Regions from separate parts of the Homo sapiens genome. Here region 1 is linked to region 2. Evidence: chromatin contacts called from ENCODE POLR2A ChIA-PET data. All regions are on one chromosome and are shown on one strand. Each heading gives the region's core, a stretch centred on a gene start or an enhancer-like site at or near the end of the contact. The rest is flanking DNA. Distances are from core to core; before and after follow the strand shown. Region 1 overlaps MED26 (mediator complex subunit 26). Region 2 overlaps RAD23A (RAD23 nucleotide excision repair protein A).

The links. ChIA-PET counts read pairs that join two places held with the same protein, here RNA polymerase II (POLR2A).
Region 1: POLR2A ChIA-PET joins it to region 2 with 20 read pairs in activated T-cell. The contact joins two enhancer-like sites. POLR2A ChIA-PET finds 5 or more read pairs at or near these places in 2 of 52 experiments (activated B cell and activated T-cell).

What each region holds. Positions count from the first base shown.
Region 1 is chr19:16,582,750-16,585,686 of GRCh38, reverse strand. All of the region lies in intron 1 of MED26 (mediator complex subunit 26), which reads left to right. Among named protein-coding and RNA genes, the nearest start is that of SLC35E1, 12 kb to the right of the region's middle. RefSeq lists enhancers at 1-77, 332-868, 1,568-1,757, 2,554-2,937. Within about 2 kb of position 1,251, at least 32 of the 41 ENCODE cell types and tissues checked have a DNase peak (open chromatin) inside an H3K27ac peak, as active enhancers do.
Region 2 is chr19:12,952,459-12,955,500 of GRCh38, reverse strand. It overlaps RAD23A (RAD23 nucleotide excision repair protein A), which reads right to left. Exons shown (of 9, transcript NM_005053.4): 8 at 2,648-2,812; 9 at 1,859-2,565. The coding sequence ends at 2,452. GADD45GIP1 (GADD45G interacting protein 1) reads left to right here. Exons shown (of 2, transcript NM_052850.4): 2 at 975-2,382. The coding sequence ends at 1,293. Among named protein-coding and RNA genes, the nearest start is that of GADD45GIP1, 3.2 kb to the left of the region's middle. RefSeq lists an enhancer at 1,795-2,994. Within about 2 kb of position 1,543, at least 12 of the 41 ENCODE cell types and tissues checked have a DNase peak (open chromatin) inside an H3K27ac peak, as active enhancers do.

The sequences.
Region 1 (2,937 bases), core at 2-2,501, 3.6 Mb before region 2:
TCACTGGGTTTCACAGGGCCACAGAGGAGTGCTGCTGGCTGGCCTTTGAGGGAAACCTGGAAAGAAAGTTCTGAGTGGCTGTGTCCTGTGGCTCAGCTGTGCCCAGAGCCATAGGATGTGGATCGCAGATGGGAGGGAGGTGGTGCTGACTGGGGCTGGGCAGGTCCTGGAGTGACGGCTGTCCCTTCCCTGGGTTACTGCTGGCTCATTGTTATGTTTCTCCCCTTCTGGAAGAGAGTGACCTAGCCCCCACCCCTTCTTGCCAAGTCCTCCCTCCTGGTCTGGGCCACTTGAGGGCCTGTCCTCTCTGTGGTGGTGGCTGTCCTGGGCTCCTTCCTGGTACAGGTCAGGCCTCTCCCTGCAGGAAGGAACTGTCGACCTAGCGTGTGCCCCTGGTTCGGGCTCTCTGTGGTTTCCTTTAGAAGAGAGGCGTGAGGACACCTGAGAGTCGGACCGGGATGGACAGCTGGCATGGGTACTCAGAGCTCCCCTCTCCAGCCCCAGGGGTGCCTGCTGTTTCTGCACCAGGTCTGTTAAGCAGCAGCCCAGTACCAGAGTAGGGGAGCTTGGTGAGGGGCTCCTGGGGTCTCACCAGATAGATGGTGTTGTGCAGTTCAAATCAGTTAGGAGGCCTGAGACTTGAGACAGGCTCACGTGGAGGGAGGTGGCATCCTACCCAGCCCTCGGCCCTTGCTGCCCCACTCAGGGGCCAGATGGTGGACAGTGAAGCCACTATGAGGAGTTGGAAACAGCTATTTGCTCACTTCCCCTTTAGATGGCTGCCAGTCCTTCTAGATCAGTGAACTCTCCCAAACAAATGCTAGGAAATAGATGTATTTTCTCATCTTTATTTGTGAGAAATTTCAAGCATAAAAGTAGAGAAAGGTAACCATCCTGCTTCAGTAGATAGCTGCTTACAGCCATGTGACTTTGTTTCACCCATCCCCCTCCTGTCACTCACCCTAGGGGATGATTCTGTAGCAAATTCCAGATTGTATTATTTCTTCAGGAAAGTGTCACTGAAAGACGAGGATGCGTGGTGGGTCTTTAATAGCTCACACGGAGCGTGGTGTGCTGTGAAGTCGCATACAGGGTTCCCCACTGCTCCCAGGGTGTGGGAGAATGAGGTGTCTCACGCAGCTCCAGGCGCCTGACCCAGGCTGCTTCTGAGGGGTGCTGGCCCCTCCCTCAGGCTGTCTCTGTGCGTGTCCAGCCCCGCCTCCTTCCTCACATTTCCTGTGAGCTGAACAGCACATGTCACCAGTTAGGCTGGCTGGAATTGTGGCTTAGCACAGGCTATGGGGCTCTCTGGGGACAAAGGTGCCAGCCTTTCCGGAAGCCTTTCTTTTTTTTGTTTTGTTTTTTGTTTTTTTTTGGCGGGGCGGGGGGGGGCAGTGTTTGGGTTTCGGTTTTTTTTTTCTTTTTCTTTTTTTTGAGACGGAGTCTTGCTCTGTCACCGAGGCTGGAGTGCAGTGGCGTGATCTCAGCTCATTGCAACCTCCGCCTCCCAGGTTTGAGCGATTCTCCTGCCTCAGCCTCCCGAGTAGCTGGGATTACAGGTGCACACCACCGCGCCCGTGGAAGCCTTTTTAAGTTCTCATGTGGAAGGATGACCACAAAAGAGCCCTGGGACAGCCAGACCTCTTGTGGTCTTGGGCGAGAAGTTGTCCCCTCCATGCCCCCATGCGTGTGTTCCTGGGGCATCCCTGAAGTGTGGGGCACCTGTGTGCTGAGGGTTGTGCTGGTGGCCCCAGTTCACCCTCTGCCTGGATGCAAACTGTTCTTCCTCAGTATCTATGCTAGCTGTGATGCCTATGACCTGAGACCAGGCCTCCCTGCTTGGTTTTTCTGAGATTCCAGAAGGACGAGATTAATGTTCACATTCCTATTGGCCCATGTGTACCTGATCATGCCTCATGGATTTCCATTCTAAGACCTGAAAGTGTTCGGTGTGACAGTGGAGTCAGTTCCATCAACATTCATGTACCAGGCGGCTGGGCTGGACCTGCATGTATACCTGTGCCACACCTGGTCCCACCTGCTAACTTCCTGCCCTGCCTGCCTTTGGAGCAGGCACCCCAGGGAGGTCCCACCTGCTTCCAGAGTGCTCCTTGCTGCATTTACCCCTGCTTCTCCTAGTAGCTGCATGGAGGTTCTGCTGTCGACACCCCCCACCCCCACCCAACACCCTTGCCCTTCACAGGCACTTCCCGCAGCAATGAAGAGGCCAAACTGAAGCAAATTAAGTGGGCAGGGGCGGTCAGTGTTGGTAGAAAGGGGAGGCAACGCCTGTCTTCGTTGATGGTTAAGGAAGTTCAGACCCATCTGCATCTATTGAGGGGTCCCTAGTGGAGAAGTGAGAGGCTACAGTTCCTGACGGGATTCCTGCCCCTTTGGGAAAGCAACTTGGCAGGTGTTTTGAGAGGTTTTTTTGGACTGGGAACAAATCCCAAGGGAGAATCCAAAGGAGGAGGGGGCCTCAGATGTGCCAGGCTATTCCTGACAGCAAGAGGCTGCAATTGGCCATCGGGCCACAGACATGGCCCTGGCAAGCCTGAAGAGCTGCCTTAAAGCCATCTTTTGAGGCCATCGCCTGGAGCGGCTCCCCATGTGGAGTCAAACTGTGTCTGTGCTGAGATTAGGATCTAGTGTACTTCCCCAGATAGATGGACAGGTGCCAAGGGCATCCCAGAAACAGGGCAAGGGCAGGTGGTCTGTGGGGGCAGTCGCTAAGGGGGATAGAAGACAGGTTGTGAAGGAGCCACCTTGGGTCTTTTGGGTCTGTTTTTCCTCCCGGTGTCCTTACCCATGGCCTCTCCCCTGCCGCAGGGCTTTGGTGCTGTCTGGCCAGCTCCCTGCCCATCCTTCTCCAGCTCTTTTCTGCTTTCCAGCATGGAAGTCGGTCTCCAGCCCAGGTGGACACAGCTCGTTCTGCCA
Region 2 (3,042 bases), core at 294-2,793:
AATCTTCTTGTTTTCCTAATAGCCTTAAGAGGAAGAAGGGATTGCCCTAATTTTAGAGATGAGGAAACTGAGGCTTGGTGAAGTGAAGTCATGCGTCTGATCACCCAGGCAGGGAATCATGGAGCAGGGACTCCTGTTTCTGCCCCTCCTCAGCCAGATGACCATTATAGGGCTTAATTCTTTTACTTTTCTAATCCTTAAATGAGGCTGTCATAAAAAAGAACGAGATCATGTCCTTTGCAGGGACACGACGGGAGCTGGAGGCTATCATCCCTAGCAAACTAACACAGGAACAGAAAACCAAATACAACGTGTTCTCACTTGTAAGTGGGAGCTAAATGATGAGAACACATGGACACACAGGGGAGCAACACACACTAGGGCTTTTTGGAGGGTGGAGGGAGAGGATCAGGAAAAATGACCTCTAGGTACTAGGTTTAATACCTGAGTGATGAAATAAATCTGTACAAAAAAACCCCATGACACAAGTTTACCTACGTAACAAACCTGCACTTGTACCCCTGAACTTAAAAGAAAAAAATGGGGCTGTGACTGGTAGCTACAAACTCAAGGATTGGTGGGAAATGTCTTTCTTGCTTTCACTCCTGTGCCTAGAATTGGGCCTGGCCTCTGTACAGGAAGTGCTCAGCAATGTCTATGAAATAAAGGTGTGAAATTATCCATGGGAGTGGCACTTGGCTTGCTCAGTAGGCAGCTCAGTGAAATGCTGATTTGGCTTTGGCACCTGGGGTTTACTGGGGCTTGACATGCCCTTGTGATCAAATTCATGCACAGGTAACTTTCTCATCATCTCTTCCTGTTTCTTCACTTGTCAAGGGCTTTTCCTGACAGTTAATCTACTGGGGGAGTTGAGGAGGCAGGCTCGTGGGCAAAGGCCTATGGGTGAGATATGGGTGGGTGGGCTCTGCCCTGGCTGAGTGCCAGTGTCACAGCCCACTCTCCCTCCCCTGCAGGGAGCAGCACATCGCAGAGTGCATGGCCAAGATGCCACAGATGATTGTGAACTGGCAGCAGCAGCAGCGGGAGAACTGGGAGAAGGCCCAGGCTGACAAGGAGAGGAGGGCCCGACTGCAGGCTGAGGCCCAGGAGCTCCTGGGCTACCAGGTGGACCCAAGGAGTGCCCGCTTCCAGGAGCTGCTCCAGGACCTAGAGAAGAAGGAGCGCAAGCGCCTCAAGGAGGAAAAACAGAAACGGAAGAAGGAGGCGCGAGCTGCTGCATTGGCTGCAGCTGTGGCTCAAGACCCAGCAGCCTCTGGGGCACCCAGCTCCTGAGGCTTTGTCCCTTCCCAATAAAGCCTGCTACCTGGCAGTACCCCTGAAGAGATCTGCGTCCTCTCAAGGTGTGCCTCTCTGGGTCCCCTGGTTCCTCCCCCAATACTTAAGAGCTGGGGAATCCCCCACTTGGCTGTACTCAAAAGGGGACAGGGACTCTAGGCCCTGCTGACTAACTGGGGCTTCAGTGGGAGGAAAAGGGGGGTGTACAATGGGCAAATAATGGAGAAGCAGATGGCAGAAGAGAAGAAGGCTTCTGTTTACCAACATTCATCTCCAGTAATTAGCCAATTACAAGGCTGGTGGGGGGGGAAGTATAGCCAAAACAGACTGTGGTGATGATGGTGGGGGCCGGGGAGAAGCAGTCCTTGTAACGTTGGGCTGGGGTCCACTGCCTGGAAATGACACACTGGGGGAGGAGACACCGGAAGCCTCAATCTGCAGGGACTCACAGACTCCTCTCCCCCTTCCAGGCACCCGTCACCATGCCTGCCTGTGCCCAGCCAGCCCCCCAAGACCCAGACAGGTGGGCGCGGGGAGCCCCAGCAGGCACAGACCATAGGGCTAGTTTTTAAAACTTTATTCACTTCAAAACCTTTATCAGAGACACGGTTCTGTTCTGGGGTGGGGGTGGCCTTGACAATGAGCTGATGTTAGCCCTTCTCCAGGCTGGAGGCCAAGGCCAGACTGGGGAGGGGGCCTTGGGCCTTTCAGGACTTGCCCTAGATGGAAAGATTTGGGCCACTCCAATGGAGGATCAAAGTTGGGGCTCCAGCTTCCCCTCATCCTAGAAGAGGATGGGGGGGGGTCCTCAGGGGTTTTTCGGAGGATGGAGAGGCAAGCAGCCGCCTTTCCGTCTGGCTGCAGAGAGCTGGGACAGAGGCCAAGAGGGGCCCATCTGTCGCCTCCCAGTCCTGCCAGCTTCTCTGAGCAGGCTGGGCTGGGGAGGAGGACGGGGGGACAGCTGTCTGGCCCGGGAGATGGGAACAGGGGCCACTTTAGGAGGACAGGAAGCTGGACTGTTTGCTTGTTTTTTTAAGATTTTTGATTTTTTTTTCCATTTCTTAAATAAACATGAATATATATATATTTTTTCTTTTATAAAACTTTCATGGAATAAGGGTAGGGTGGGGGCTTCGGTGGCCTGGCTTCCTGGCATCACTCGTCATCAAAGTTCTGACTCAGGAGGAAGTTGGCAGCCAAGTTCTCATTTTTTTCACACGCGAAATAGGCCTGGATGACCAGGCTCTCTGGGAAGCCCAGGGCCTTCAACTGTGGGAAGATAGGTTAAGTGTGAGCAGGAGAGGGTAGGGGTCCTGCCCACCTGCAGTCACCCCTCAGCCAGGCCTCTTACCCTCTCTATAGCTTCTTTCTCCTGCGGCGTCACCTGGATGTAGTTCATCTGCGGGGCCTCCTCTCCTATGGCGCCCACCTCCCCCTCCACATCTGAGATGTCCGCCAGCTCCCCAGGGGGCTCGTTCAGCATCTGGATGAACTGCTCCTGGTGCCGGCTGATTTGCTGCAGGAGAGGGTGGGGAAGGGAAGGTAATTCACAGCCCTGGTCCCCTCCTCTCCCCAGGTCATCACAGCCCTTGCTTTTTCATTCAGTCAGGCAAATATCCAGAGGAGCCTGTTCTGGCCAAACACAACATAGCAGTCGACACAAGCCCTACCCTGGAAGAGCTGATGATGTGCTTTTAAGTGAGCCAAGAAATAAGCCGGGCACGGTGGCTCACACCTGTAATCCCA